Linked DNA regions of Homo sapiens: region 1 is linked to region 2. Evidence: chromatin loops called from intact Hi-C (ENCODE). Cell type or tissue: PC-3. All regions are shown on one strand. Links, peaks and the distances in the headings refer to the core of each region. The heading gives the core; the rest is flanking DNA. Region 1 overlaps RNF180 (ring finger protein 180). Region 2 overlaps RNF180 (ring finger protein 180).

Region 1 (16,826 bases), core at 4,169-12,168, 120 kb before region 2:
GATCAAGTTCAATTTACTTTTGTTGCTTGTGATTTTGATGTCATATCTAAGACTCCACTGTTCATAAATATTTACCCCTCTTTATTTTACAAGATTTATGTTTTTTAAATTTTATATTTAGGTCATTGATCAACTTGGAGTTAAGGGGTCCAACTTCATTCTTTTGCATATGTAAATCAGCTATCCTAGCACTATTTATCAAAGAGACTATTCTTTCCCAGATGAATGGACTTCATTAGTAGACTTGTCAAAAATCCACTGGTCATAGATATATGAATTTATTTCTGTACTTTCTATTCCCTTGATCTATATGTCTATTCTTATGGCAGTACTACACTGTTTTGATTACTGTAGCTTTGTAGTAAGTTTTGATATTATGAACACTGTACTTCTTTTCAGGATTTTTTTTGGTTATGCAAGACCCCTTAAAATTCTGGATGAATTTGAAGATCATCCTTTTCATTTCTATAAAAGCGCTGTTGAAATTTTGATAGAAATTGTGTTAAATCTGTAGATGGCCTTGGGCAGTACTGATATCTTAACAGTATTAAATCTTCTAATGCATCAACACAGGATGTCTATTTATTTGGATCTTCTTTAATTTCCTTCAGCAACGTCTTAGTTTTCAGTGTGCAAGTTTTTAACATCCATGCTTAAAATTATTCCTAGGTATTTTATTCTTTTAGATGCTATTGTAAATCGAATTGCTTTTAGTGTCCTTTCTGGATTGTTCATTCCTAGTGTACAGAAACAACTGATTTTTATGTGCTGATCGTATAACCTGCCATGTTGCTAAATTAATTAGCTCTAGTAGCTTTCTTCTGAATTCTTTGGGATTTTCTGTATACAGGATTAGGACATCAGAATACAGATAGTTTTACTACTTCTTTTCCAATTTGGATGCCTTTTATTTATTTATTTATTTTTAAATCAAATTGTTCCAGCTAGAGTTTCCAGCACAATGTTGAATAGCAGTGGTTAAAGTGGACATCCTCATTTTGTTCCTAATTTTAGGGGGAAAGCTTTCAGTTTTTCACAAATGTGTGGTGTTAGCTAGGAGGTTTTCATAAGTGCCCAGTGTCATGTTGAAGCAGTCTTCTTCTACTCCTAGTCTTCTGAGTGTGTTTATCATGACAGGGTGCTAGATTTTGTCGAATGCTTTTCTGTATCAAGTAAAACAATCCCTTCCCCCCTTTATTAATGTGGTAAATTACATAGATTTTTTTTATGTTGAACTATTCCTGCATTCCTAGATAAATCCCATTTGGTAATAATGTAAAATCCTTTTAATATGCTATTAGAATCTGTTAGTATTTTGCAGAGAATTTTTGCATTTATATTCCAAAGGGATAGTGGTCTATAATTCTTTTCTTGTGATAACTTTGGCTTTCATACTGAGGTAGTGTTGTCCTCATAGAATGAATCATGAAGTATTTCTTCTTCAATTTTTTTTTTGAACAGTTTGAGAAGGATTGGTGTTGCTTCTTTAAATACTTGGCAGAATTCATCAGTGAAGCTATTTGGTCCTGGACTTTTCTTTCTTGGGAAGTTTGTGATTACTGATTCAATCTTTTTACTTGTTATAGTTCTGTTGAGATTTTCTATTTCTTCTAGATTCAGTTCAGATAATTTGTATGTTTTTATAAATTTGTGCATTTACTTAAGTCCTCTAAGTTTTGGTATATAATTGCTTATAGTATTCTCTTATAATCCTTATTTCTGTAAAAGTGGTAGTAATGTCTCCACTGTTTTTTATTTATTAAGCATCCTCTCTCTTTTATCTTTGTCAGTGTAGGTAAAAGCTTGCCCAGTTCTTTGATATTTTCCTGACCAAATTTTGGTTTTGTTGATTCTATTTTTCTATTCTGTATTTCATTAATCCCTATTCTAATCATGTATTATTTCCTTCCTTCTGCTAGCTTGGGGTTTAGAGTGCTGATTCTTCTAGTTCAAAGTATAAAATTATGTTGACTTGAGAGCTTTCTTCTTTTTTTAATGGAGGCATTTACTGCTATAAAATTCCCTTTTAGCACTACTGTTGCTGGATCCTGTAAATTTTCGGTATGCCATATTTTTGTTTTCATTCATATCAGTGTATTTTCTAATTTCCCTCGTGCTTTGCTTTCTTCTTTGACCCAACTGGTTGTTTGAGTGTGTTTTTTAATTTCCACGTATTAGTGAATTTTTCAGTTTTCTTTCTATATGGATTTCTAGCTTCATTCTATGCGGTCAGCGAAGATACTTTGTATTGCTTCAATCTTTTAAAATGTATCAAGACTTACTTTGTGGTACTACGATGTCTTTTTAACTTGCATGACTTTAAATATCAAAAGTAAACACAGATTTACATATTTCAATTTTTTCCTTAGTTAATAGGGCTATAATACTTGACATTAGGTTATATAACATACATTTATATTTATACTCATGAATTCTGGGTTTATGTTATACTATTTCAAATTGGACACAATTAGGCTAAATACGACTTATTTCTTATTTTGTTTCCAGAATACATATATTAACATAATAAATACCAGAAGGCAATTTTTCTATTAAAAAGATAAGCAAACAGCACTTATGCAATCAATTAGTGATATTAGTTTTGATTGAACGGTTGCCTTCCAAGATTGAGGTAAATACAATCTCTAATTTTTGTTTATTTGTTTTACTTTAATAGCATTCAGTTTATGTTCTATTACATTTTCTAATAGTCATTTTATATTCAAAATTGAGGATTTTTTCCACATGAATGAAGCAAAACTTAGTTTTTCTGTAATAAACAGAAAAGGTTTTTTCTTCTGTTAATATGGAATACAGAATAAACTAGATATTACCAATTAGTCTATTTATAATTATGTATCTATGTATTAAAAACTTAAATTCATTGGTAAAGTTTTAACAGCAAATATAGCCTAGAGATTTTAACTTTTAAATTTAACCTAATGTGTAATATATTACAAATTTATATTTTGTCAGGAAATACATCAAAGAGTCTTATTTAGGTTGTGGAACAGACTATATTAGATCATAACTAACAGTCATTTAGGATAGATATGTTCCCCCATTTTACAGATTAAAAATAAAAAAAGAAGGCCGTAGCTTTGAGTTTAATTCATTTGCCATGGGTTACATATGTGATGGAGCTGAGTCTTCAGCCAGTTTCTGTTTATGTATCTATGACAGTACTGTGAATTTCAGGTATTTCAAACTTTAAGAAAATTCAAAAATCTTCCTTCAGTAGCCTGATATTTTATATCAAAAAATTCCAAACAAATTGTTTTTTGAGAAGACAGCTATTTTAAAAAATCATTTTATCTATTCTTTCTAAATACACAAATATATCTTACTTTAAAATCCTTTCTTTGAAGGCAGAAATAAAGATGTTCTTTGAAACCAATAAGAACAAAGACACAACATACCAGAATCTCTGGGACACATTTAAAGCAGTGTGTAGAGGGAAATTTATAGCACTAAATGCCCACAAGAGAAAGCAGGAAAGATCTAAAATTGACACCCTAACATCACAATTAAAAGAAATAGAGAAGCAAGGGCAAACATATCAAAAGCTAGCAGAAAGCAAGAAATAACTAAGATGAGAGCAGAATTGAAGGAGATAGAGACAGAAAAAACCCTTCAAAAAATCAATGAATCCAGGAGCTGGTTTTTTGAAAAGATCAACAAAATTGATAGACTGCTAGCAAGACTAATAAAGAAGAAAAGAGAGAAGAATCAAATAGATGCAATAAAAAATGATAAAGGGGATATCACCACTGATCCCACAGAAATACAAACTACCATCAGAGAATACTATAAACACCTCTATGCAAATAAACTAGAAAATCTAGAAGAAATGGGTAAATTCCTCAACACATACACCCTCCAAAGACTAAACCAGGAAGAACTTGAATCCCTGAATAGACCAATAACAGGCTCTGAAATTGAGGCAATAATTAATAGCCTACCAACAAAAAAAAAGTCCAGGATGAGATGGATTCACAGCCGAATTCTACCAGAGGTACAAGGAGGAGCTGGTACCATTCCTTCTGAAACTATTCCAATCAATAGAAAAAGAGGGAATCCTCCTAACTCATTTTATGAGGCCAGAATCATCCTGATACCAAAGCCTGACAGAGACACACAAAAAAGAGAATTTTAGACCAATATCCCTGATGAACATTGATGCAAAAATCCTCAATAAAATACTGGCAAACTGAATCCAGCAGCACATCAAAAAGCTTATCCACCATGATCAAGTGGGCTTCATCCCTGGGATGCAAGGCTGGTTCAACATACGAAAATCAATAAATGTAATCCAGCATATAAACAGAACCAAAGACAAAAACCATATGATAATCTCAATAGATGCAGAAAAGGCCTTTGACAAAATTCAACAACCATTCATGCTAAAAACTCTCAATAAATTAGGTATTGATGGGATGTATCTCAAAATAATAAGAGCTATTTATGACAAACCCACAGCCAATATCATACTGAATGGGCAAAAACTGGAAGCATTCCCTTTGAAAACTGGCACAAGACAGGGATGCCCTCTCTCACCACTCCTATTCAACATAGGGTTGGAAGTTCTGGCCAGGGCAATCAGGCAGGAGAAATAAATAAAGGGTATTCAATTAGGAAAAGAGGAAGTCAAATTGTCCCTGTTTGCAGATGACATGATTGTATATTTAGAAAACCCCATCATCTCAGCCCAAAATCTCCTTAAGCTGATAAGCAACTTCAGCAGTCTCAGGATACATAATCAACGTACAAAAATCACAAGGATTCTTATACACCAATAACAGACAAACAGCCAAATCATGAGTGAACTCCCATTCACAATTGCTTCAAAGAGAATAAAATACCTAGGAATCCAACTTACAAGGGATGTGAAGGACCTCTTCAAGGAGAACTACAAACCACTGCTCAATGAAATAAAAGAGGACACAAACAAATGGAAGAACATTCCATGCTCATGGATAGGAAGAATCAATATCGTGAAAATGGCCATACTGCCCAAGGTAATTTATAGATTCAATGCCATCCCCATCAAGCTACCAATGACTTTCTTCACAGAATTGGAAAAAACTACTTTAAAGTTCATATAGAACCAAAAAAGAGCCCGCATTGCCAAGTCAATCCTAAGCCAAAAGAACAAAGCTGGAGGCATCATGCTACCTGACTTCAAACTATACTACAAGGCTACAGTAATCAAAACCGCATGGTACTGGTACCAAAACAGAGATATAGACCAATGGAACAGAACAGAGCCCTCAGAAATAATACCACACATCTACAACCATCTGATCTTTGACAAACCTGACAAAAACAAGACATGGGGAAAGGATTCCCTATTTAATAAATGGTGCTGGGAAAACTGGCTAGCCATATGTAGAAAGCTGAAACTGGATCCCTTCCTTATACCTTATACAAAAATTCATTCAAAATGGATTAAAGAGTTAAATGTTAGACCTAAAGCCATAAAAACCCTAGAAGAAAATCTAGGCAATACAATTCAGGACATAGGCATGGGCGAGGACTTCATGTCTAAAACACCAAAAGCAATGGCAACAAAAGCGAAAATTGACAAATGGGATCTAATTAAACTAAAGAGCTTCTGCAAAGGAAACTACCATCAGAGTGAACAGGCAACCTACAGAACGGGAGAAAATTTTTGCAATCTACTCATCTGACAAAGGGCTAATATCCAGAATCTACAAAGAACTCAAACAAATTTACAAGAAAAAAAACAACCCCATCACAAAGTGGGCAAAGGATGTGAACAGACACTTCTCAAAAGAAGACATTTATGCACCCAAAAGACACATGAAAAAATGCTCATCATCACTGGCCATCAGAGAAATGCAAATCAAAACCACAGTGAGATACCATCTCACACCTGTTAGAATGGTGATCATTAAAAAGTCAGGAAACAACAGGTTCTGGGGAGGATGTGGAGAAATAGGAACACTTTTACACTGTTGGTGGGACTGTAAACTAGTTCAACCATTGTGGAAGACAATGTGGTGATTCCTCAAGGATCTAGAATTAGAAATACACTGGGTATATACCCAAAGGATTATAAATCATGCTGCTATAAAGACACATACACACATATGTTTATTGCAACACTATTCACAATAGCAAAGACTTGGAACCAACCCTAATGTCTAGCAATGATAGACTGGATTAAGAAAATGTGGCACATATACACCATGGAATACTATGCAGCCATAAAAAAGGATGAGTTCACGTCCTTTGTAGGGACATGGATGAAGCTGGAAACCATCATTCCCAGCAAACTATCACAAGGACAAAAAACCAAACACCGCATGTTCTCACTCATAGGTGGCAACTGAACAATGAGAACACTTGGACACAGGAAGGGGAACATCACACACTGGGGCCTGTCATGGTGTGGTGGGGGGCAAGGGGGGAGAGATAGCATATTAGGAGATATACCTAATGTAAATGATGAGTTAATGGGTGCAGCACACCAACATGGCACATGTATACATATGTAACAAACCTGCACGTTGTGCACATGTACCCTAGAACTTAAAGTATAATAAAAAAAAGTAATAGAAACTCAAAAAAAAAAAAGAAAGAAGACTAGCCTGTCATAACTTATTATTATTACAATGGCAATTAAAAACTTTATTAAAACAAAAGTATCAATAAAATACAAAAAAAATGAAGTTAACAACAACAACAACAAAATCCTTTCTTTGGCATTAAAAGAATAAGCAACCCTCATTAATGTTTATGTCTATTTGTAACCTCAGTTTTTCTCAAGGAATGGTGGTGACAGACATTTGGAAATATAAGGGGACTTTTTTGATGTAAGAAATGGGAGGATTTACTTCTGGTTATGTATGCTAAATGTTCAGCAGTGTTGATTTGGTTTTATAGCAAGCAGTGTTGGGTTAGAATTGACCAACAGGTGTCCTTTTAGGAAACACTTTAGAGGTTACTTATTTAGCAATCTTTTTTAAACAAAACAAGGAATTAAGGAGAAAATGACTCACAGGTAGTTAAAATCTTAAGCTTATTGGATGAACCTCGCTTGTTAGATCATGTCTCAGACAAGGTATCATTTAAGTAGCAATATTAATATCAAAATAATGCTATACTTTCTAAATCTACAAGTAAAAATTCCTTGACATGCTGAATAATAAGTTATATCATTTGGTAATCAGTTTTATAAATAGTCATTTAGAGAACTAAAAAATCTGTTTTATAATTTTAGACTTACATATAGATTTTGTTACTAGTACTTAATATTTTAAATATCATCCCAACAGGAAATATTGTTCAGAAACATCAGACTCCATTAATTTAATGACAATTCAATTTAGAAAAAAATTTTATCAGGTTGAGAGATTTTCTCTTGAGGATTAAAAAAAATCGCTATTGCTTCAACTATGTCTTATCTTTTCAAAGCTCTGCTGCTTGTGTTTCCAACAAAATCAGTGCTCATTTGAAAGGAAGTTGTATTATCAGATTCAGCTTGAAAAATCTCCTATATGGCCACCAGTTGTTTGTATAATCTCTTTTAAAAGTGAATATTAACCTATCCTTTATGTGTGAATTCTTAGGACTCTAAGGAATGCAGAATAAAATAACTTGAAAGAATAAGTTTCACAGTGAACTCAAGGCTTTTTCAAGTCATTGAAATTCTAAGTTCTCTTTGAAATGTTTTTAGAAATTATCCTATAGCTTTTCATTTTCTCAGGCCAGAAAAAAGTAACGAAAGAACACACAGTACCTGTGGCATGTATTATTGTTTTCTCTCTTTGCTATTAGAAAAAAAGGATATTTATATGTAGTATTGAAGAAAAACCTAATAGAACAAAATGAAATATTTTTAGATTTATGTTATAAAATCTATTATTTATATATAACCTTGCATTATATCCAGCTACCTATACAATATTTCAGTGCACCAGAAATGCATAAGATACATATTTTAAGTGATACTATAATGGAGTAGCACCTTTATTATTAACAAAATAATGATCTTGTTCACAAAATAGTGGTATCTATTATTTCTCAACAAAATCTTGAATTATTACAATGTAATCTTAGCAAAGCTAAAACATTTATGTAGAGTAAGATTTTGCCAACAAAAACCACTTCATTGCCAGCATAGTTATGAAGTTTTTCTGCAACACTTTATTTTTGAGTGAATAACATTTGAAGCTGCTTTTGTTAATAACACAGTCCTGACACTCGTAAAGGCAAAGATTTCAACTTCTAAACTGCTCAGTTGTTTGCAAGGTTTTAACTGCAAATTATAAATCTGTAAATATTAAAACATTTCATATTATCCTATTTTAATGAATGCTCTAATAGCTGCTGAAATTTATGAGTATATATCTCATTTAATATTAATCTGTTTTAAGTCATAATAAATATGTCCTACTTCATGTGCACTGCAACAATGAAAAATGCAGCTACAGTTATGGGATGGTAAATCATGGTAGTAGCTCCACCAGCTGGCAAAAAAGGTCTGACACTTTTAAGCTTGTCTTCTGATCATTAACATACTCCTCAAGTCCCTAAAAGAAAGAAGTTGGAACTGCCCCTTCCCTCTTCTCCAGATAGTTGTAACCTTACTTTTTGGAATTTCTTTTCTTCTTCTGGGACTACCTTGATATCCATTTTAAACCACTCCTCTTGTTTTACAGATTTTTTTGAATGTAATTTTTTATAGACTGGAAAAAAGGCAAATAAATTTAATGCCTTGAATACAGTATTGAAGTACTATAAACATTTTGTGGTCTCACAAATCCCATGGTGATTTCCCCAGGGTGCTGTTGTTCTCAGCATATTGGCTAAACTCCAGTTTGTACAATTACTTAGATTTCTTAAATTTGCACTGTAGTTTCCAACCAAACTTGCATATGCTATACAAAACAAATGGACAATAGCCATGCACTATTAAAGTATCATTATATGCCAGAGTTAACTTTATTTCGGTATAAGGCAAACACTGTTCGTCTCTTTTATTTATAACATTGCATTTCTTCTGATTAATTCATTCTTCATCATAGTTCAGATATGCAGAAAATAAACAAGTCAGAGAATAAACAAAATAATCTTTCAAGGTACCTTTCCATTCTGAGTCCACAATTCTATTCTTACGTTCCCAAGTCCTATCATCTTTTAGAGCAGTGTAATCATAAACTTGACTTTTTGGATGCACATAGTTATCATCTGGGGAGCTTTAAATAATACTGATGTTTGAGACCCATCTCCAGAGATACTGAATTAATTGGTCTGGGATATGGCCTGGGCATTGGGACTTAGTCAAGGTCGTAAATATGAAAGAACAGAAACTAGGCCAGGGACAGTGGCTCATGCTTGTAATCCCAGCACTTTGGGAGGCCGAGGCGGGTGGATCACTTGAGGTCAGGACGTTGAGACCAGCCTGGCCAACATGATGAAACCCCGTCTCTACTAGAAATACAAAGATTAGCTGGGCATGGTGGCAGGCACCTGTAATCCCAGCTACTTGGGAGCCTGAGGCAGGAGAATTACTTGAACCTGGGAGGTGGAGGTTGCAGTGAGCCGAGATTGTGCTACTGCACTACAGCCTGGGTGACAAGAGCAAAACTCTCTCAGAAAAAAAAAAAAAAAAAAAAAAAAAAAGAAGAAAAGAAAAAAAGAAGAATAGAAACTAGTAGCCGGAATTGTTTTTGTTTCAAAAAAAAACAAACCAAACCTTAGCTCTTATCTTCCCTCATGTCATGAATATTTTTTTTCCATCTGCCAATGTGAGTTGAGGACCTTGGAATTTTCCAAGATAAGATGAAAAGTTCTGTTTCATAATAATGGTCTTATTTTGTAGTTGCTCTATTTTGGGAAGCCCAATTCCTGAAATTTTAGATTAAGATTATGAATGCTGATGGTTATCTCTCCTGGAGTTCTTTACCTCTTTATTAGTATCATCAAACTAAATGCTCATTTGATTGATTTGAAATTAATCTGAGAAATTCAAATTTTACTTTCCCTAAAAAAAAATCAATGATTGCAAACTGTAATTTCCTAGAAGCTGGTTATTTTATGTCATTTTGAAAAATATTTTAACTGCCAATATAATTGTACTTCACACACATAAAAAATCAGAACAAAAATTCCTTCCAAATTTAAGGATTTTTTTGGATCTAAAATAAATTTGTAAGATTTACATGTATTCAGAATAATGGCTCAGACATAATAGTAGGTTTTGGTCAGTAATGTGAGTTATATTAGATAATTATCCAATCCTTAACTTACATGAAGAACAGCAAATTGTTTATAATGTGTTCCTTTTTACATCTGTCATGACAGGTGCTGTGAGTGTGGTTGATTGGAAGTGGCCCAGCCTTTAAAGATAAATCCTAGCTTTCAAATCATTTAGATCTGAACATTGTGGAAAATTTCACTAAGAAATTGCTTAGACTATAGACTGCATCTCTTCAATCCATCTTTAATTAATACATTTTAAACATATTTTATTTACTGGGTATCTCTCCATTATTTTTCTCTTATATCAGTGTTGGGGTTATTATGGTATTTCCTGATAAAGTTATGCCAGAGACCAAGAAATACCCCTATGGATAGTTATCTTTCCCAGTGGAGAGGCATTCCTCAGGATCAAGAAGCCAAAACTAAGTAGAAACCATTTATTAGGAAAGAGGATAAGACATAGAGTGCCATATACGGACACTTCTGCTGTGCACTGCGGAGCTCCAGAGGGCACCCTTCATATATAAGTAAGCCAAAGGTGCTTCCTGGAGTTGGGCAGTATGGGATCCCCGATTTCAAAGCTCTCCTTGCTTTCCTAAATTAGAAGAGTGTTGGAGGTGCATAAACTCAGGTGGATAATTCTCTATGATGAGGTGGGCTAGAAGCCCTTTAGGGGCTATACATTTTTAAGTTATACCTTGCAAATTGCATTATTTAGATTCTGATGAATGGATCACTAGCCAAATGAGAAACAAAACACTGATTTTATTAATATAGGCAATCACTAGTAATCCCCCAAACACAAGGCTTACGGGTAAACTGGCTTGAAGAAGGAGGGGCTTCTTGTTCCCTTCTCTACTCTTCATCTTGGGATCCATATAAATAAAGACACAGAACTAAGCCTACAGACTGGAAGTCTCAGTCCATTTATTCAATCAACTCAGCTGCACAGATGAAGCAGAATTCAGAAATGTATGACAGGTTACTATTATTTAACCTGTAACAAGCAGAAGAGAATGAGAACAGTGAATTGGCTAAAAGAGGCCTTTCCTGGGTTCAGAAAGTGAAAGGCAACCACTGTGCTACAGTACAGGAAGTAGAAGTGAAGGGGAAAAGAATAGGCAATTCCACTCCAAAGCACTGACTTTGAACACAGAGACCGCTGCTAATAACACAAGCCCCAAACTTTCAGATTAGCCACTATTTTTCACAGGTGAAGGATCCTGTACACCATCATTGTGTGTGTTTTTTTTTCTAGCAGTTCCTGAGATAGATGTGTTGAAATCTCCAAGTGTGATAGTAGATTTATTTCTATTTCTTGTTTTAATTCTATCAACCTTTGTTTCATATATTTTGAAACTTTAAGTTGCATACAAATTTATGGTTTTATGTTTTCCTATGGAATTGCCTCTTTTATTGCCATGAAATGTTCCTTTTTTCTCCAATAATTCCTGTTCACTTAAAGTCTAATTTTTTACATTAACATAGCCACAGCTGCTTTCTTTTGATTACTGTTTACATATATATAATTTTCTATACTTCCAACCTTTCTGTGCCTTTATATTTAAATGCCATCTCTTATAAACAACATATAATTGGTTCTTGTTTTTCTTAACCCATCTGCCAATCTATTTTAGTATGAATTTTTAATGTTTACATTTTTTATTTTCTAGATGTTTTTAAGATTTTTTTCTTTATATTTGGGTTTCAGCAGTTTGGCTGCTCTAGATGATGTCTCTAGATATGGTTTTCTTTCTATTTATCCTAATTAGGCTATGCTGAGATTTATCAATAGGTACTGATGTCTGTCTTCAGTTTTGGAAAATATCCTTAAAAAATGAAGGTGAAATAAAGACATTTCAGGTATCCAGTAGACCTTCCTTGCTAAAGTTCTGTGCTTCCAGCTAGGATCCTTTTGCCCTAAAGAGCTACCTTTAGTTTTTCTTGTAGTGTAGGTCTACTGGATACCTGAAATGTCTTTATTTCACCTTCATTTTTTAAGGATATTTTTGCTGGATAAAGAATTCTTGGTTAGCAGTAAGCCATTAAACAGCATGTTTAATGTTCCATGAGCACATTAAAGATGTTATTCCACCATTTGGTCCTGTGGTGTTCCTGTTCAAGTCAGTCATCCTTGCTTCTTGGAAGGTAACTTTTTTTTCTAGATGTTTTTAAGATTTTTTTCTTTATATTTGGGTTTCAGCAGTTTGGCTGCTCTAGATGATGTCTCTAGATATGGTTTTCTTTCTATTTATCCTAATTAGGCTATGCTGAGATTTATCAATAGGTACTGATGTCTGTCTTCAGTTTTGGAAAATTCTTGACAATTAGCTCTTCAGCTATATTTTTCTATTCCCTTCTTGTTCCTTCAGGGTCTCCAATTACACATATTCAACAGATTATATCCCACATAGTCTGCTGTTAAAGCCATATCATATGTTCTTAATTCAGCTATTGCACTTTGTAGTCCCAGACTGTTTTATTCTTTTTTTATAGCTTCTATTTTCTATTGGCAGTTTTTTACCTTTTTATCTATTCTTTTTCTCTATTTTCATTAACACTTTTTTCCTAATGGATATTTTAAAGTCTGCTAACCCCAACATCTAGATCAAAGAGGAGATGTGTTTCTATTTTGTACTTTCTTTTTTGATGAGTGGTCACATTTTCCTAACCTTTTGCATATATCATAATTTTTTATTGTATGAAAGATCCATGGAGACTGAAGTTGATATTTCCCTCCAGAGAGGACTGGACCTTTCTTTTGTCAGGCAGACAGAGTGAGAGACTCATCCCCTCAATCTAACAATTAATAAGCAGGGTTGGGTTTGAAGTTAGGTTGTACTTTCATTATACTCAATCTAATTTCAAACGTCTTAAGGACACATGACCTACGCTGTGTTTATTGCTGCCTCATTTCTTTAATGGGACTTTATCTCCAAAGCACTACGGAGTTCACAATGGGACTGCAGAAAATTTTTAGTGTTTAGTGTGTTGTTTTTCAGGTCTGGACTCCCTACTACAGCATGGTTCTCTGCATTTTTTGCTTAACAGTTTATAAGGTCCCTAGCTCTTCTAATCTGAAAGCTGTGCTTTTCAGAGGTTGTGGATGTTTCTCTTTAGCCATCCATCCTATATAGGTTTAAAATATGAGATATATCTTAAGGAGGATTCTTATTATGTATCTGTTATAGGTCCCTCCCTGTAGGATAACTTGATTCCTAAACTCTGAGACTACAAGAGATTTCATTCTGTCTTTTTTAGCCAACTTTTTAAGCCTTTTTTACTCCCAAAGCTCTCAGCAAATGTCTCATGTAGAAAATCGGCTATATGTTTGGACTCCTCTTCCAATCCGACATGTCAGTCTCTATGGTTATCAAAACTTCTGCTGATTTCTATTCCCCTTCATAGAGTCCTCTGCCCATGGCTAGACTAATCCTCAGACTCAGAAAATACTTCCAGTAAAGCAAAGAGCTGGCAATATTAGCTTTCTTAGGGGGCTCTGATCATACTGGAGTTTTAATTCACCTAGTCTTCAATTCCATATATCTCAAATTTGTTTGTAAATGTGATTTTTGTAACTTATAATTTCCCCCCAGTTATTGCCACTGAGAGTGATCGCTTGCCACCACTTACTATATCCTACTCAGAAGCAGAAATTCCCACTCCTGTTGTTGCCAGAAGTAATATACTTGACTTATATCTGTCCCTGCTCTTTCTCAGGGTTCTGTGGTTGTTTTCTCGTTGTACTCAGAATCAGGTCACATTCATCCCTCTAATCTGGCCTCCTGATCTGCCATTTCCATCTTTGCTGCTGCTGATCAAATGAGATTTCTACTCTTCTAGTGTTGAAGCAGAAGAGGACAGCCCTGAGCTACCTTTTGCTACTGTGTCTCAAATGTTGTATAGATCAGATCTGCTATAACTTTTCATAACATTTTTGATCATTTGGTATAAAAGGTATGACACAACATCAAGAATAACCTGCAGCCATTGCACTGACATGGATTCATCCTCAGGATACCTTTGTACTCCTTGCTCACCTCTGTGTCCCAGGAGTGAGTATCCACCATCACCCCCAAGAGTACTCTACTCTTCATGATTGTAGAATAGGATAAATCTAAACCTACCATGAGGTCTCGCAGAAATGGAGTAGGTTTTCCATCATCTCACTTAAGGCCTACATACTCAATCTTCATATTCTATACCAGACTGACCACAGTTTCCCAGAATGATTCACAATGAGTACATACATTGCCCATGGCCCCAACAAGGTAGTCACACAGTGATCAAACTTTAGAACACTTGAACATTTCTGAAATCTTTTCTTTTAATTAAATGACACCATTTATTGATATCAACAGTCCAGTTTGAGTTAAGAGCTATGCTGAGCTCCTTCACTTCCTTTCTGCCCTTTCTTCTCAAAGGATAAAAAAATCCAGTATCAGTCATCTTATTATATCTTTGAACACTTTTACTTGGTGTCATTTATTCCTTAGGGTAGTTAGGTAAAGCATTATTTTGGGACACATTATTAAAATTGTGAGCTCTGGGCCAAGGTCAGGACTATGTGGCCACCACGCTTTCACACCAGGAGAATTTATTTCTTGAGCTAATTTCAGAAGTCTTGTGGTTACTGGTTGAATTTTTAATGCACAAGCATACATGTGCACTTTTATAAATGCAAGTGTTTTAAAATGAAGGCATCATATCCCACCAACATCCAATTTCATATGGAATTAACAAGCAAGTTCTATATATGTGAAATAATGAAAAGACTAAAAATTGTGAGTGTGTGTGCAAAAGGAAGAGTCAGAGGGAAAGAGTAGGTAAAGGGAGAGGGAAGGAGGTAAAGGAAGAGGGAGGGAGGAAAGGAGAGAATGAAACACTGCTCATAATTTTTAAAATAAGTTATGAAGTGGTGATAGTTGAACAAAATGTACAATTTGCATTATAAGTCATTTGGGTCATGAACTTAATATAGAAGCAAAAGGCTTCTGAAATTCTAAACTCATAAGTAAACTGTGTAACAAAAATAGAACCTGATTCTGCTAAAAAGAACAAGTTCAGAATTTGCAGGCCTTTTCAAAAAATTATCTTGTGAACAAAATTGTTCCAGTTTCAGAGGAAATGTAAGGGTTAATGTACCTTTCAGCTCCAAGGCAGTCCCATGTCTACAGCATATTTTAAATTTTCTCTGACTTACCTCCAACTTTCTGAGAAGGTGGATTTCTGCGTTATATTCACACTCATGCTGTGTGAGCATGTACTGTTTTGTTTTCTATTAGAGATAATCATTCTTTTCCATGTGGAGTTCTTTGATTTATACTGAGCATGTTTAAACTTGCAGCACCAATCTAACACCTTCAGGCAAACTAATGACCAAATAAAATAATTCTCCAGGCTTTCATGAAAAATGGATGGATTGTCATAAATATATATCAGACACCTACATTTCAGCTGCATGTTTTTGTTACAGTGAGTAAAATTAAAACATGGAATTTTTAATTCTTGTTAAAAATTCCTTTGACTTGAGTATGTTTAGAAAAGAAATTCAACAATGTAGAACTTTTTGCAAAAATGTTTTAGTGAAACCTCTTTGCTACATTGCTTTGTGTGTGTATGTGTGTATACATATGCATGTAATTATATATATGAATGGTTTTTCAGGGAATAAATTAACATAGCATAGATGGAAACCATATCAGTTGGATACTGTTCAAATAAACTGAGGATTAAATGCCTGAAAATGGTAGGTATTTCAGGGAAAGGAATTACAATTGACAGAGTCATCCATGCAACTAGTATCTGATAAGAGATTAAAGAGTGATAGCTCACATTTATCTAGATTATTTCCATTCCTTTTCTTATTACCCATTTTATGTGTTAATACATGAAATATGTATTTGTAAGAAGAAAAAAATTTAAAACGTCTGCTTACTTATTGATTATGTAAGACACTTCATAGGGTGAAAAGGACAAGTATTAGCTAGTTTTATGCCTGAGTTCAAGCTTTTATACAAGCTTCTTTGGCTGGAAAATCTGTAACTGTTTGTCTTCGCAATTTTGTGTGTGTGTGAAAAAAAAAAACCCACTAATTTTGTGAAGCCAAAGGCGTATATGGGAATGTCTATTTTTTTCCCATAAGATCCCCCTTTCCACCTTACTTCCATCTACCAACCATGAAAACCAAGCTGAGAAGTAAATTTCTTAGGGAACCTATTAATGTTGCATAGATGGCATCTTATATGAAATAGTGTGGTATAACTTGAAATCACAGGTGCTAATTTTCCAATACAAACCTGATTTTGTACAATTGTTATTTTTAATCAAGATGATCCAACCAGTATGTGATTGTGTGGTTTATTATAAAAAATAATTAGAAATGAAGAATAAAAAATACTACAAGTGATGAAGGGAAATTTATAGCCTTAAGTAATAATTCAAAGAAAGTAAAAAGGATGCAAACTGACTTAGAAAGTCACCTTAATATGGTATAAAAATAACAAAATAAATCCAAAGACAGTAACAGAAAGGATTTAATAAAGAACAGAAATGAATGTATAAAAACAAAGATACAATAGACAATTCTCAAATTT
Region 2 (16,826 bases), core at 3,394-11,393:
ATCCCCCAAAGTCTTAAATCATTCCAGCATTAACTCAAAAGTCCAATTCCAAAATCTCATCTGAGACAAGGCAAGTCCCTCCCACCTATGAGCCTATAAAATCAAAAACAAGTTTGTTCCTTCCAAGATACAATTGGGGTACAACATTGGGTAAATGTTCCCATTCCAAATGGGAGAAATTGGCCAAAAATAAAAATAAAAAAAAAAGAGGACACAGGCCCTATACAAGCCTGACACCTGGCCGGGCAGTCAATAAATCTTAAAGCTCTAACATCTCCTTTGACTCCAGGTCTCACATACAGGGCATGCTGATGCAATGAGTGGGCTCCCACAGCCTTAGGCAGCTCTGCTCCTGTGGATCTAATGGGTACAGCCCCTGTGTCTGTTTTCACACACTGGCGCTGAATGCCTGTGGTTTTTCCAAGCTCAAGGTGCAAGCTGTCAGTGGATCTAGCATTCTGGGGTCTGGAGGACAGTGGCCCTCTTCTCAGTTCCCCTAGGCAGTGCTCCAGTGGAGACTCTGTGTGGGGGCTCCAACCCCATATTTCCCCTCTGCATTGCCTGTGTAGAGGTTCTCCATGGGGGCTATGTTCCTGCAGCAGACTTTTGCCTGGACATCCAGGCATTTCCATATATACTCTGAAATCTAGGTGGAGGTTCTCGAAGCTCAATTCTTTTCTGCACACCCACAGGCCCAACACCATGTGGAAGCCGCCAAGGCTTGGGGCTTTCACCCTCTGAAGCAACAGCCTGAGCTGTTCCTTGACCCCTTTTAGCCACATCTGGGGCTAGAGCAGCTGGGACACAGGACATCAAGGCCTGAAGCCGCACAGAGCAGCAGGGGGCCTGGAATGGCTCACGAAGCCATTTTTCCCTCCTAGACCTCTGGGCCTGTGATGGGAGGGGCTGCCACAAAGATCTCTGACGTGCCGTGGAGATATTTTCCTCATTGTCTTGGTTATTAATATTCATCTTCTCATTACTTATGCAAATTTCTGCAGTGGGCTTGCATTCCTCCTCAGAAAATGGGTTTTTCTTTTCTACCACATGGTCAGGCAGCAAAATTTCCAAATCTTTATAGTTTGCTTCCCTTTTAAACATAAGTTCCCATTTCAAACCATCTCTTTGTGAATGCATATAACTGAACACTTTCAGAATAAACCAGGTCACCTCTTGAATGCTTTGCTGCTTCGAAATTTCTTCTGCCAGGTACCATAAATCATCTCTCACAAGTTCAAAGTTCCACAGATCTCTAGGGCAGGGGCAAAATGCTGCCAGTCTCTTTGCTAAAGCATAGCAAAAGTGACCTTTACTCCAGTTCCCAGTAAGATCCTCATCTCCACCTGAGACCAACTCAGCCTTAGCCTAGACTTCACTGTCCATATAACTATCAGCATGTTGGTTAAAACCATTCAACAAGGCTCTAGGAAGTTTCAAACTTTCCCACATCTTCCTGTCTTCTTCTGAGCCCTCCAAACTGTTCCAACCTCTGCCTATTACCCAGTTCCAAAGTTGCTTCCACATTTTCAGGCTATCTTTATAGCAGTACCTTACTCTGCTCGTACCAATTCTCTGTATTAGTCTTTTCTTACACTGCTATAAATGTACTACCTGGGACTGGGTAATTTGTAAAGAAAGAATGTTTAATTAACTCACAGTTCCACATGGCTAGGGAGGACCCAGGAAACTTGCAATCATGGTGGAAGGTAAAGGGGAAGTAAGGCATGTCTTACATGGTGACAGGAGAAAGAAGGGAGAAGCTCCAGACACATTAAACAACCAGATCTTGTGAGAACTCACTCACTATCATAAGAACAGCAAGGGGGAAATCCACTCCCATTATCCAATCACCTCCCACCAGGTCCCACCCTGTAATCCCCTCCCACGTGGGGATTACAATTTGAGATGAGATTTGGAATTTAGATAGAAATTCAGGAAAAGTGGTAAGAACTTCAATACGGTGTTGTCTATCCTAGAAAACTTTGGAATTGTAGGTGGATCTAGTATCAGTATGAGAATAGCTATTTTCACAAAATGAATGTGAAAACCCATCTGAGAGTATGGCTACCTTGGCAAATGTATATATTTATCCTAAGGGGAAACAGTGTTGTTTATTTATTGTAATAAAAGAAATTCATGCTTATTTTAAGTATTTAGTAGAAAAAAAGATCTTTGTAAATCTTTGATATGTTTTCTTGCAATTCTTTTGATTGTGATCAATGATTTAATTATCTGTAAAGATACTCATATAGCCTGCTTTGGTGTTTTATGTTTGTTTGTTTGAGACAGGGTCTTGCCCAGTTGCTCAGGCTGGAGTGCAGTGGCACAACCATGGCTCACTGCAGCCTTGACCTCCCAGGCTCAAGTGACCCTCCCACCTCAGACTTCTGAGTAGCTGGGACTACAGTGCAGGCCAACATGCCCAGCTAATTTTTTTATTTTTGTTTTTTTGTAGAAACTGGGTCTTGGTACATGGCCAGGGCTGGTCTCAAACTCCTGGGATAAAGTGATCCTCCTGCCCTGGCCTCCCAAAGTACTGGGATTACAAGTGTGAGCTACCCCACCAGTCCCCTGCTTTGTTTTTTGCTTAACATTATGGCATAGCCCTTTAAAGGAATATCTTAAACAAAAACATTATGTAGAATTAAGGTAAAATAAGAAGGGGTAGCTGGGCGCAGTGGCTCACGCCTGTAATCCCAGCGCCTCGGGAGGCCAAGGAGGGTGGATCATGAGGTCAGGAGATCGAGACCATCCTGGCTAACACGGTGAAACCCTGTCTCTACTAAAAATACAAAAAATTAGCCAGGCGTGGTGGCGGGCGCCTGTAGTCCCAGCTACTCGGGAGGCTGAGGCCGGAGAATGGGGTGAACCCGGGAGGCGGAGCTTGCAGTGAGCCAAGATGGCGCCACGGCACTCCAGCCTGGGCGACAGAGTGAGACTCCTTCTCAAAAAAAAAAAAAAAAAAAAAAAAAAAAAAAAAAAAAAAGAACGGGTAACTGCCATTTGGAAAGCTCAGCCACATAAGACTATGAATTAGAAAGCCTAAGGTCATGGTATTGTCACTGATCATGTTCGTAAACTTTATTTATTTTTATTTTTGAGACAGAGTCTCATTCTTTTGCCCATGCTGGAGTGCACTGGCGCGATCTTGGCTCACTGCAGCCTCTGCCTCCCGGGTTCACGCGATTCTCCTGCCTCAACGTCCTGAGTAGCTGGGACTACAGGCACATGCCACCACACCCAGCTAATTTTTGTATTTTTTAGTAGAGACGGGGTTTCGCCATGTTGGCCAGGCAGATCTTGAACTCCTGATCTCAAGTGATGCACCCACCTCGGCATCCAAAGTGCTGTGATTATAGGCGTGAGCCACTGTGCTTGGTTAGTAAACTTTAATTCGTTTTTAACAGGAAAAAAAATGAGATTTATTTCTTAGTTTCTGTGGACAAGGTAGTAAACACACAGAAGAAACCAAGACAGCTGAATTAAGCATGTTGCACAAGAGCATACAGCTAAATCACCAGGGGAGTTAGGACTCCAATATCAAACTACTGACATTTCTAACTTTCTTTCCAATATATTATACTGCCTCTCTCCAACTTACAAGCCATGTAGTATGATAAGTTTTCTGAACCAGACCAGGGCATTCATCTGGAATACTAGGAAATTATTTAGGGCAGTGGGTCTCAATTCTAGTGGCAGTGAAGAAGAACCAGGCATAGTGTTCCTTTCCAGTTCTAACACTCTGTGACTCTGCAATCTTCAGAAAGGTTATTGAATTTTTCTTTTTCTTTTAAATGGACCTCGCACAAGAAAGAATCTGGGGCAAGTCCCCAGAGTAAGTGAAAGCAAGTTTGTTAGGGCCGTAAAGGAATAAAACAATGGCTACTCCATGGGCACAGTGGCCAAATTTTTGTCTTCTTCCAGCTCCCAATCCTATCAGTTTCCTTCATAGATTTTGGCGTATATTACTCAATACACATTGGTCTATAGCTTCTTCTCAGTGGCTTGCACACAATTCCCATGATAATTAGGAAAGAATGTACGTATATAGTCCATAAGCAAAAGCCATCCCTTTTTGTCATTTGTAATTATGTTTCTCAATGGTAATTAATTTCTCGTTAATTTTTAATTTCTTTCATTTCTAGCTTCCTTAAAATTATTTATGTTGGCTGTTGTATTTGCTACACAGTCCTATAACTGCTGAAATCTAACCTGCCAATGCATTCTAGACAGTCCTGTTTGCCAATAATTTTTCATTTTTTAGGCTTCTTGACTGTCTAATGCTTTAACACTTAAAATAATTATAGCTACCAATGATTGGGTACTTATGTAAGATCCATGTGTTCAACATTTTGTAAACATTTCTTAATTTAGTCTTACCAACAACCTTATAGTAATATATTTTACATTCCATTTTTTTGGATGAGAAAACTAAGCCCCAGAAAGGGTAATTAATTCACCTAAATGATTCCTTTGCCAGTGCTGTGCAGTGTCTGCCTCAAAAGCCCATGGTTTAAGCCAACTTAACTATGTTGCTTCTCATTATGGACCTCCACAGCATAACCAAATCATGAGATATGCAGAGGATGGAGCATATTGGTTAAGAGCACAACTTCTTAAGCCTCATGGCCAAGGTTTGATTTCAAGCTTCATCACTTACTAGTTTGGTGACCCCAGACAAAATATCTAACTTCCATCTGTAAAATGGCAATAATAAAGTAAACACCTTACAGGCTGCCTTGAACATTGAGTGAATAATATATCCAAAGGGATTGGAGCAGTACCTGGCACACAGTAGACACTATGTAAATGTTTATTGTTTTTGTTACTACTGCTGTTATTATCTATCATTATTGCCATTCTTTTGACTCCCACGTAAAAATATTTTTGAAGTCAATCCTTTAGAGGTGGCATACCATTTAAGAAGGTTTATTCATTTTCATTCTTCAATATCAATCTTATGACTTTTGACAGACATTAGTCTAGTAACATAAAGGAGGAAATATTCTCCTAAACTTTTGAACAAACATGTAAGAGTTACCAAGCCTGGCTACACACTTGGATTAACCAGCGTGCTTATACAAATTGTCTGGTCACTTGAGTCCAGGAGTTCAAGGCTGCAGTGAGCTCTGATCACACCACTACACTCCAGCCTTGAATCAAACAAACAAAAAAACTGTCTGGGGCCTATCCCAGACTTATAACACTTACAATGTCTGCAGAAATTGTAAAAAAACTCCCCTAGTGATTCTGATGCAGCTGGTCCACAGATGAACATTTGAGAACCACTGCACTACACATTCCTTTAAGGCATAAAGAAACCAATCCAAAGAGATTAAAATATCCATCTCTTCCCTAAATATGTTCCTAAGGTAAATCTCTTTCAAAAGGCTAGAAATATAAACCCTTATGCTCTGCGACCCTTATAAAGGTGAAGCCATTACATTCTCAGTATTTATTACTATCTAATAGACAGGAAACGTCTGGCACTTAGTATGACAACAGTTACTATTAGGTGCCAATCAAGCAGTCAAAGACTTTTGACTTCTCAAGTGTGTAGTCCAAAACTGTAATAAAATCTAAGTGTTACTAAAAAGCAAAATAGCCTAACACAAAGACTGGTCACTTAAAATAAAGGAACATTTTCCTATAATTTCAAGTGTGCTAAGGGGAGCACTACTCTTTGACTCATAAATATCTGTAGTGGCTGCAAAAGCTTTTTGCTCTGGAACACTGCTTTATTTTCTTTCTTCCTTAAGCTTAACCCCAATAATAAACGCATTCACCTAATATAAGTGAGATGATAGCACTGCATCAAGGAGATGGCACAGAATTCTCCAGAGATTGCTGGTACAGCAAAATTCAGCAATTAGCTTCTGAGTAAGAAGAGAATCTTAAACATGTCACAACATACACTATTCCCCAAACTATTACTGATTAAAGTTTAAAGGCTAACTCAAACTTCTGGCTTCAATATTTCGCATAATGATTTGGGACCTATATAACTAACGAATTAACCGAAAGAGAGCACAACTCTTCCTTATCAAACTCAGCAAGTTTGTGGCATCCAGTTTTCATTAAATTTGCACCATTTGAGGATAAATAAAGAGTGTGTGGCACATATACTTAGTTTATTCAAAATAACATGAGGAAAACTGGATTTTCAGGGCACTTTGCTCATTAGTAAGTGTAAAAACCTCACACACACAGGCATCCCAAATGAAATCTATTGTCTTTGTCATTAATAAACCTCTAGTCTGTGAATGCCATTATTTCTATGGACTGAAATGGACCCTAGCAGTCTGAAGATCTTGGCATAGCTTTGTGCTACATATGTGTTATTTATGTACCAAGAAGATGTGATTTATTGTCTAATGTTTCTTTACTCAGATTGGCTCCAGGCAACACTGTGAGGTAGGTCAATATTATCTTTAGTGCCATACCTTTTACCTAAGCAGCCCTTGCTTTCATGCAGCTTTCTCTTTTCAGAGCCCACTGAACCTTTTCAAACAATGCCTTGTGCCTTTTACCTTTCTTGATCCAGCTCTGCCATCTAAACTTAATTGCCCTTTATGCTACTTAGGCAAGACCCAATGGACCAATCTGATCATTTATGTCAAATTATGATACTAATGGTGGATACATAATTAATGAATTATACCTCCTAGAACCCATACTCACTTTCAGAACCCCAAGAAAAACTAGAGAAGTGAATAATGTGGAAATTCCAAAGAAAGTTAGAGAAAACACTAATTTTTCTAGAAGCTGTCAAGACCTGTAAATAGTAGCTACCTCTTCTCTTTCAAGGTTGGCCTGACTCAAGAATTCCACCAAAACTATCTGTGGTAAGCAGAATAATATTTCCCTCCCCACTTCAAAGAGGCCCACATCCTAATCTCTGGAACCTGTAAATGGCAGTGGGGAATTAAGATTGCAAATGGAATTAAGGCTGCTAACTAGTTGACATTAAAATAAGGAGATTATCATGATTGAAGTGGGTGGGTCCAAGTGTAATCACAGGGTCCTTAAATGAGGAAAAAGAAGACACAAGAGTCAGAAACAAAGAGATGACATTGTGAGAAAGATGCAACCAGCTACTGCTGGCTTTGAATATGGAAGTTTTGTATGAGCCAAGGTTCAGACTCTAGATGCCAGAAAAGGCAAGAAAACAGACTCTCCCCTGGAGCCTGCAGAAAGAAATGCAATCCTGCTAACACCTTGATTTTAGTCCAATGACAACCATTTCCAACTTCTTACCTACAGAACTGTAATAAATGTGTGTGTTTTAAACAACTTAATTTGTGGTAATTTGTGACAGTGGCAATAGCAAATGAACATAGTATCAAAGTACACAGAGAGTGCTAGTACCTTCATTTCCTTAAAATACATGCTTGGCATTTATCTCACTGGATTATGCTGCTGCTTTATAGAAGTTGCCTCATTTGTATTTCCTACAGATTAGACAACCTAAATAGACTACCCATTGTTGTGGCTAGAGATAAAAGGAGAAAAATTCAGCAACCAGAAATAATTTAATGTACAATGCAAAAATATCTTTAAATGTTTTAATTGGACAAAAAAAGGTATAATTAGTGACAAGAAGTCATTGACTGGTGTGACCTTGTTCCAATCACTTTTATTGAAGAATAAAAGGATGATTTATCAAACCCAAGTTAAGAAACTCTGCTAAACATCAATGTATATGAATGGCTCACTGTAACCTACTAGCTAACATCATTTCACTCCTCTCTACCAGCACCCCAATTCACACTGAAGCACAATACCGGCTATTGATTTTATCCTGAATTTAGGGGAAATGCCTATTTTCAGAAAACTGCACATGCTACCTGAAACTTAAAACCAGAATAAACGATGTGTCTAACCCTAACCCTTAAAAATAAGTTATCCCAAGCATTAACCCAGAGTAGCTGTTTTATTCCCTCTGGACAAACATACAATAAATGTTCCTGAAAAGCAGTTTAGCAAAAGCATTGACAGATTCTTAGCTAGAGACAGATTCATAGCAAGAGAAAGCCTTACTATGATTCTCTAAACCCTTTATCATAAAGCACAAAATCTCTTACGTTTTTGGTTATCAAACGACTGAAAATATACCAATCCATATTCTACCCTAGTAAATGAAGTTCTTTGGTGGAAAACATTGATTGTTTTGCTCTAGAAGAGAATTTGGTGCCCTCTAGTGTTGAAAAACAAGATGATCCATTTCACCGTTAATAAACCAGCACTTCAGAGAGGGTCACAAAAGTACAGAATTTAAGAGCTAAATAGCATATTTCAGGACAGCACAGATATGTAATTATTTTTTAGTAGAAAGTTTTAGGCCAGGTGCAGTGCCTCAAGCCTGTAATCCCAGCACTTTGGGAGGCTGAGGTGGCTGAGTCACTTGAGTCCAGGAATTCAAGACCAGCCTGGGCAATATAGTGAGACCGCATCTCTACAAAAAATACACAATAACTTAGCTGGGCTTGGTGATGTGTGCCTGTAGTTGCACCTACTTGGGGGGCTGAGGTGAGAGGATCACTTGAGCTAAGGAGGCAGAAGTTGCAGTGAGCCGAGATCACGCCACTGCACTCCAACCTGGGTGACAGAGTGAGACCTTGTCTCAAAAAAAAAAAAAAAAAAAAAAAAGCAGTAATAGAAAGTTTTGGTCATGGATTATCATTCAATTTTTATTCTGATAGATTATCTTAAAAGCATTATTTTGAAATTGGGCCTCTTAGGTAAAATAATACTTGGCTATATGGTCTGTTGGAGATTTTCCCTCTGGCTTTACAAGGAGAACAAAGGTGAGTGATCTAAGCTTCTGCACCAAGAAATGAATAAAAAGGGTATAATATTAGGGTAATGACTTATAATGATTTTTTTAACGTTTTACAAAATACTGGAGACATAAAATAGAACAGAAAATAACATCTGTGATAATACTGCCCAGCTTAAGAAATAAAACATAATTAATAGCATTCCAGATTACATTCTCCTTCCCCTTCATAGATAACAACGCTCTCAAATTTGGCATTTTATTTTATTTTTGAGACAGGGTATTGTTCTGTCATCCAGGATGGGGTGCAATGGTACCATCATGGCTTACTGCAGTCTCAACCTCCCGGACTCAAGCGATCCTCCCACCTCATCCTCTCCAGTAGCTGGGACTATAGGCTTGCATAACCATGCCCAGCTAAGTATACATTTTTTGTAGAGATGGGGGTCTCACTATGTTGCTCCAGCTGGCCTTGAACTCCTGGGCTCAAGCAGTCCTCTTGCGTCAGCCTCCCAAAGGCTAGGATTTCAGGCAAGAGCCACCGTGCCTGACCAAATTTGGCCTCCTAATGATTGATGCTTACATATATTTTCAGTTTTCAGCCCTCTGACACTATTATATTGCTTCTAAGATTAAATATTAACTTTAAAATATTACTTTGTAAAAAGGAATCCCAGGTGATAATTACAGTTGGTATGCTGAGCCAAGGAGAGGATTCCAGGTACCTCCCAAGTTTGGGGGCACATGGAGGCTGATATTGTAAGGTCTCCACACGTGAGAGGAGTAGGTGAGATTTGCATCTCCACATGGGACAAGGCAGGACAAGGAAGCACTACCAGCAAGTGACTATGGTTTTAAAAATGGGTAAGGGCAGACATGGAGCAATGAGAGAGAAAAACAGGTTGGCAGTGTACATCTTGGTTGACATGGTAAATAAAACCAAATGTGCAGATTTATTTTTTATTTATTTATTTATTTTAAAAGTGAGATATTTCTTAAAAGTTTAGTGTACAAACAAAATGAAGGTACCTTCACATTTTACTACACATGTGCAGATAGTTTTCTTGGTGCACAGAGATAAGGCAGAATTAAGTTAGAATAAACATGTTCTAAAACTGACCTCCAGAAGAACTAGTCTTAGTCATTTCTTTGCAGAGTATGTGAACCAAGATTCGGGTTTGGTCTTTGGTGTTAGCACTGTGTCAAGGATCAGATAGAAAGTACAAATGGAGGGGCCCCTTTCTGAGGCCAGGCCCCACTGTCAGGGCATGTGGGGTGACCAAAGGCCAACAACCAGCTGAGGCTAAGAGGCTGCTCTGAGGAGGGCGGGGCTCCAGGTGCCTCTTGAACCCTTTGTTCGGGACCAGGACATGTGTGGCTGGGCAGCAGCCTTCAGACCCCCCACAGGCTGGTGCCCGGTACCCACAGCCTTCTGTTGGGTTGTCAGGCCCCTGCACCCATGGTGGGGTGCTGGGCTCCAGAGTTCCCTGGGACCAGCTGATCTCGTCCTTGGTTTTGGCCCAAATGCAAGCCCCTGGTCTCCTCCAAGTAACTTCCTTTCCCCAAGGCTGTCCAGGCCCCACCGCTGCCTGTTCCTTCCCAGGGCCTCCTGCAAGTCCCGATGCTGACGCCTCTCTGCCCACCTAGTTTGTGGCCGCTGCCTCCAGCTCTGTGTCTGCCTCCCAGCGAGGGAGCCGTGGTTGACGATCTCGTGAGTGTCTGCCCTTCTGAAGGGTACAGTGTGAAGTCTCGTCAGTCTCATTTAAATGCCTAAGCACCTCTTCAGAAACCAGGGAGTCAGCCGGGTTTCTCCATCTTTAATCATGTTTTCTAAAGGTTTTCTTGGCAATTTCCTGGCAATTTGCAAGACAGGACTTTTTGGTTGCCAACTTCCAATTAGCTTTAAACTTGCCACGATCTCCCAGGTCATCCCATCCATCGATGATGCTTATTACATTCTTCCTGATTTCCATGTGGCCAAATTCAATAGTTATTTACCCCAGGCTTGTATTTTGGAGGCTAAAGAACTCTGTTACCAGCTATATCTGTGCTGTGGCTGCTGTAGCAAAATATCACAAATGTGGCTTAAAACAACAAAAATTTTTTCTTTTTTTTTTTTTAGTATTTATTGATCATTCTTGGGTGTTTCTCAGAGAGGGGGATGTGGCAGGGTCATAGGATAATAATGGAGAGAAGGTCAGCAGATAAACACGTGAACAAAGGTCTCTGGTTTTCCTAGGCAGAGGTCCCTGCGGCCTTCAGCAGTGTTTGTGTCCCTGGGTACTTGAGATTAGGGAGTGGTGATGACTCTTAACGAGCATGCTGCCTTCAAGCATCTGTTTAACAAAGCACATCTTGCACCGCCCTTAATCCATTTAACCCTGAGTTGACACAGCACATGTTTCAGAGAGCATGGGGTTGGGGGTAAGGTTATAGATCAACAGCATCCCAAGGCAGAAGAATTTTTCTTAGTACAGAACAAAATGGAGTCTCCTATGTCTACTTCTTTCTACACAGACACAGTAACAATCTGATCTTTCTTTTCCCCACATTTCCCCCTTTTCTTTTCGACAAAACCGCCATTGTCATCATGGCCCGTTCTCGATGGTCGCTGCCTCTTCGGAGCTGTGGGGTACACCTCCCAGATGGGGCAGCCGGGCAGAGGCACTCCTCACTTCCCAGATGGGGCAGCCAGGCAGAGGCGCTCCTCACTTCCCAGATGGGGCGGCCAGGCAGAGGCGCTCCTCACTTCCCAGACGGGGCGGCCGGGCAGAGGCGCTCCTCACTTCCCAGAAGGGGCGGCCGGGCAGAGGCGCTCCTCACTTCCCAGACGGGGCAGCCGGGCAGAGGCGCTCCTCACTTCCCAGATGGGGTGGCCAGATGGGGTGGCCGGGCAGAGGCACTCCTCACTTCCCAGACGGGGCGGCCGGGCAGAGGCGCTCGCTTCATCCCAGACGGGGCGGCCGGGCAGAGGCACTCCTCACCTCCCAGCCAAAGGGAGGCTGGGCAGAGGTGCTCCTCACATCTCAGACGAAGGGTGGCCAGGCAGAGGCGCTCCTCACTTCCCAGACGGGGCGGCCAGGCAGAGGCGCTCCTCACTTCCCAGACGGGGCAGCCGGGCAGAGGCGCTCCTCACTTCCCAGACGGGGCGGCCGGGCAGAGACGCTCCTCACCTCCCAGACAGGGCGGCTAGGCAGAGGCGCTCACTTCCTCCCAGACGGGGCAGCCAGGCAGAGGCGCTCCTCACCTCCCAGACGAAGGGCGGCCGGGCAGAGGCGCTCCTCACCTCCCAGACGGAGGGCGGCCAGGCAGAGGCACTCCTCACATCCCAGACGATGGCCGGCTGGGCAGAGGCGCTCCTCACATCCCAGACGATGGGCGGCCAGGCAGAGGCGCTCCTCACTTCCCAGACAGGGCGGCCGGGCAGAGGCGCTCCTCACTTCCCAGACGGGGCGGCTGGGCAGAGGCGCTCCACACTTCCCAGACGGGGCGGCCGGGCCAAATGTGCAGATTTAGAATGAAAAAAAGATAGTTTTTCCTATGCGTAAGGCCAAAAGAGCTGAAGCCATCACCTAGTTCTATTCATCAAACACAGCTAGCACTAAGCTCAGACCAAAATGGTTAGTTCCAGTTTTCTGTGTGTGTTACTACTCTGAGACTAGCTGATGATTCTGATTTTTTCCCCTAACAAGCTGGCTTTACATAAAACTTAGCATCTTATTCCTTTTGGGTTGCTAGTAACAGAATGCCCAAGACTGGGTAATTTATTGAGACAAGAAAATGATTTTCTCACAGTTTGGGAGGCCAGCAGCCCAAGGTCAAGGGACCAGCATTTGGTGTGGTGAAGGCCTCCTTGCTGCATCCTCACATGGCAGAAGGTGGAAGGGTAAGAGAGCAAGCTAGCCGAACACTGTATACAGCCTGTTTCAAAAGGGCTTTAATTCCATTAATGAAGAAGGAGTCCTCAGGCCTAATTATCCTTTAAAGGCCCCATCTGTGAATACTATCACATAGGCAACATATGCATTTTGGAGGTGACATGTTCAAACCACAGCACTTGGGAAAGACAGCATGCATCTTTGCTGTTCTCCTACCTCCCAACTGACATTTCCCCCCAGTGCCTGAGGACGTCAGTGCTCTTTTCTCAGACCTTTCCTATACTCCAGTGACCTAGTAGCTCATGTAAATCTGGTAATGCAAGTAAAATACCTCCCACTGTACCTAGCATACAATAAAGCTCATTAAATATTAACCTGCTGTCATCACCTCACCACTACAACTTCTCCCTCCCATTCTCTTTCCCCCTTGCTCGTAATCAAAACTCTCATTCTCTCAATAGCAGGGTAAGAAAAGCTATATAAATGAACTAAACATTACTTGGACATAAATATTTATACCATTTTACTGCCAGGGCCTATATTAGGTGTTGGACAGCATAGGATCAAAATATTTTCTCTCTCCCAGTATGGTTCTTTATCTACCTTTGTTGGCCTGGCAACCACTGAAATCAGCTGTCTTTCCCTCTATAACATCCATCAGAATTTTCTTTGCTGCTGTTAATAAATCCTTTGTCAAGGACTCTATCAACTCAAGTCTAAACCTCTTTAAATTCCTTTTGTTTACCTCTCTTCCTTTCAATAGTTTTTGACCCTGGAATAACTTGAGATATAAATATGTATGTACACACACACACACACACACACACACACACACACACACACACCCCAACCTAGATCAACTGAAGAAAATCTAACAGAGCCAATCATGCTTGCTCCTTTGTGACTACTTTAGAATTCGCAGTTGCATCTCAAGGTCTTGGCCAAAGCAATCCCATATTAAGTAAACTGCTGTCCAAAATTCTCTACAATATGGCATTTCTGCAAATACCCAAGAAAATGATTACTGAAATTCACGTGTCTCCCCCCCTCTACTTCCATTTCCAGGAAGCGATGATATTTCATTCATTGTTGTATCCTCAATACTTGACACAGTTTCTGGCAAAGAGTAAACTACCAAGTGATCATTAGTTACATGAAGGAAAGGATGAATGAAGAATAAAGATATATGATAGTAAAATGTTTTCTGAATCATCAAAAAAAAAGATAAAATATGTGGGAGAAAAACTTTCTTTCTTGAAAGGCTGTGGAATAATGGTTAAGGGCACAAACTTTGGGACACAGGTCTATTATCACATACTAGGTTTGTAGGCCTAGGGAAGTTATTTAACCAGAGACTCAGTTTCTCCATCTATAAAATAGGGATAATAATAGAAATTATCTCTAAAATTGTGTCAAATTAAATGAAATAATGCACTCAGAAAAATAACTGGCATCCAGAAAGGTGAGGCAGGCAGAATAATGACTCCCCAAAGATGTCCAGGTCCTAATCTAAGATCCTGTGAATGTACTACCTTACATGGGAAAGGGGACTTTGCAGCTATGATTAAGTTAAGGACCCTGAGATGGGAAAATTACCTTGGATTATTCAGGTAGACCCAATGTAATCACAAGGGTCCTTAAAGGGTCAGAAAGAAGATGTGATGAAAGAAAATAGGAGTTGTAGTGATGCCATATGGCTGGAAGGGGGCCACAAGCCAAGAAATGAGGGTAGACTCTAGAAGCTGGAAAAAGAAAGGAACAGATTCTATTATAGAGCCTCCAGAAGAAATACTACCCTGTCAACATATTGATATCAGCCCCACAAGGCCCATTTTCAGATTTGTGACCTTCAGAACTATAAGATGATAAAACTGTGTTATTTTAACCAATGTTTATAGTGATTTGTTATAGCAGCAATAGAAAACTAATGTAAGGGATATGTAAGTGTGACAATTATTTTTCCTCTGTTACAAAACATTCTCAAGTTAACATCAACAGTGATAACTCATGTTGATAGTATGTATTCTTCTAATAAAGAATGGCATTTTATCTCTGTAGTCTTCCTCCCCGAAACTCATGTGCAGAGAAGAGATAACATAGCATATTTGTCTTCATTTACAAGGCTGGCCCTTGTGTCATCCAGAAACTTGAATTTTGGGAGAGCTCCCATCATCCTAATTGATAATAGTGACTCACTGTGCCCAAACTACAATGTGATTTATGCTTAACACCTGTTTTCCTTCCAGAAGTTTGGAATTTTGGTATGTGTCAGACAGTGGGTACCTATGTGACCAGCTCCCAATAAAAACCTTAGCTACTGAGTCTATAATGACCTTCCTGGTGCACAGCATTTCACACCTGTTGTCATAACTTACTGTTGAGGGAATTTAGCACATTCTGTGTAACTCCATGGGGCGAGAACTCTTGGAAGCTTGCACCTGGTTTCCTCCAGATTTCACCCCCATGTACCCCCTCCCTTTGCTGATGTTGGTTTATATCCTTTTGTTGTAAGATGAGTTAATGGGTGCAGCACACCAACATGGCACATGTATACATATGTAACTAACGTGCACATTGTGCACATGTACCCTAAAACTTAAAGTATAATTAAAAAAAAACATAGCTGGAAGTATGAATTCATGCTTAGTTCTATGAGTCCTCTTAGTGAATCATCAAATACAGTAGTTTTGGGAACCCATGACACAACCGATAAGCCCAGTCTAATCATGGGGAAAACATCAGACAAATCTCAGTTGAGGGGCCTTTTACAAAATAACTAACCAGTACTCCTCAAAACTGTCAAGGTCATCAAAAACAGAGAAAGTCTGAGAAACTGTCACAGCCAAGAGGAACCTAATGAGACATGACAACTAATTGTAATGTGGTATCCTAGATGAGATTCTGAAACAACAAAAAAAAGACTTATTAGGTAAAAACTAAATAAATCTGAATACAGTATAAATACTATTAATAATGTATTGATATTGGTTCATAAAATGTGACAAATGTATCATACTAATGTAAGATATGAACAATCCAGAAGACTACGTGTGGAGCATTTGGGAACTCCCTGTACTATCTTCAAAGCTTTTCTATAAATCCAAAACTATCCTAAAATAAAAAAGACCCTTTAAAAAATACTTGAGCATCTATTATGTACAAAGTACTGTGCTAAGCATTAGAAAATTAGATCTATATAATTACTTCAGGTAAAGGCATTATCAATCATACATTATTTTGTTCCACACCTGCTCATTTAGCTGGATGTTAGCAGAAAGGCCAAATTAAGATATTTAGTTTTATTTATTTAACTTGACTGCACATTTATATCTTATTCTAGTAGATGATGACTTCCTAGAAGGTAGAATAAAATTAGAATTATCAACTTACTGAGTATGCCCTAGGTATTTTTACATTCATAAAACAGAGTAACAAACTTATACTGAAATAATAATTTGACACAAAGTAGAGTGAGCAATAAATAATGATCTGTTTCAATATATGACTAAAGGTCATGATGCTCTTTTAATCTATTGATTGTCTTCTTTACTAAACGACTATTTTGTGACTTTCTATGTTTAATAAAACCATAAGAAATGTGTATTATAAACTCAAAATTGTCATATTTCCATTACTGAAGCTTTTCATTTCAATAACCATTAATTTTCTGCTTGAGGAAGAGGAGAATGAATGGGGAATAATTCTCCAATATTTGGATCACTATTTTAATTCTACTGCATAATCAAATATATATTTGGAGTGTGATTTGTATAAGATTTTAAGATGATGAATCAAGAGATGAAATATTAAATGGGCTCCTTTAAAAACTGTAAAAATTTCAAAATGATCTCTATATGCAGATCCATGAAAATGAAACTTAGTGCCTTTGTAGAAGATATGTCTTTGCTAGATAAAACCAAATAAGCAGGTCTTTAATATAATTTATTAGCTTCTATTATGCGTAGTGTCTAAATCACACCCTTTTAATAATACAAGTCATCTTAATTCATTTAGCTCACTGAAAATAATGTAATAGAATTACTGTAGATGACTCAGTGATTTATTACAAACCATGATATATGGTCAATTATTTTAATTTTCAAGTATAATACTCCACAGACACATAAGGAAAAACTGCCTCTTTTCACAACAGCTTCCTGTGGCCTTAA

Evidence for each region. Peaks named below come from ENCODE experiments on the same cell type or tissue, not always from the same donor. Only the 100,000 strongest peaks of a DNase experiment are listed, where the experiment ranks them.
Region 1: it touches region 2 in a loop (6-fold over the local background); 4 of 110 quality-filtered maps call a loop at or near these places.

What each region holds. Positions count from the first base shown.
Region 1 is chr5:64,339,185-64,356,010 of GRCh38, reverse strand. The region is part of intron 7 of RNF180 (ring finger protein 180); the gene reads right to left. Among named protein-coding and RNA genes, the nearest start is that of RGS7BP, 160 kb to the left of the region's middle. In PC-3, for the core only: a CTCF peak has its summit at 8,508 (motif pointing left); no DNase peak of the experiment used is centred there.
Region 2 is chr5:64,220,739-64,237,564 of GRCh38, reverse strand. The region is part of intron 5 of RNF180 (ring finger protein 180); the gene reads right to left. Among named protein-coding and RNA genes, the nearest start is that of RNF180, 63 kb to the right of the region's middle. In PC-3, for the core only: CTCF peaks have their summits at 7,989 and 8,190 (motif pointing left); a DNase peak (open chromatin) is centred at 8,194.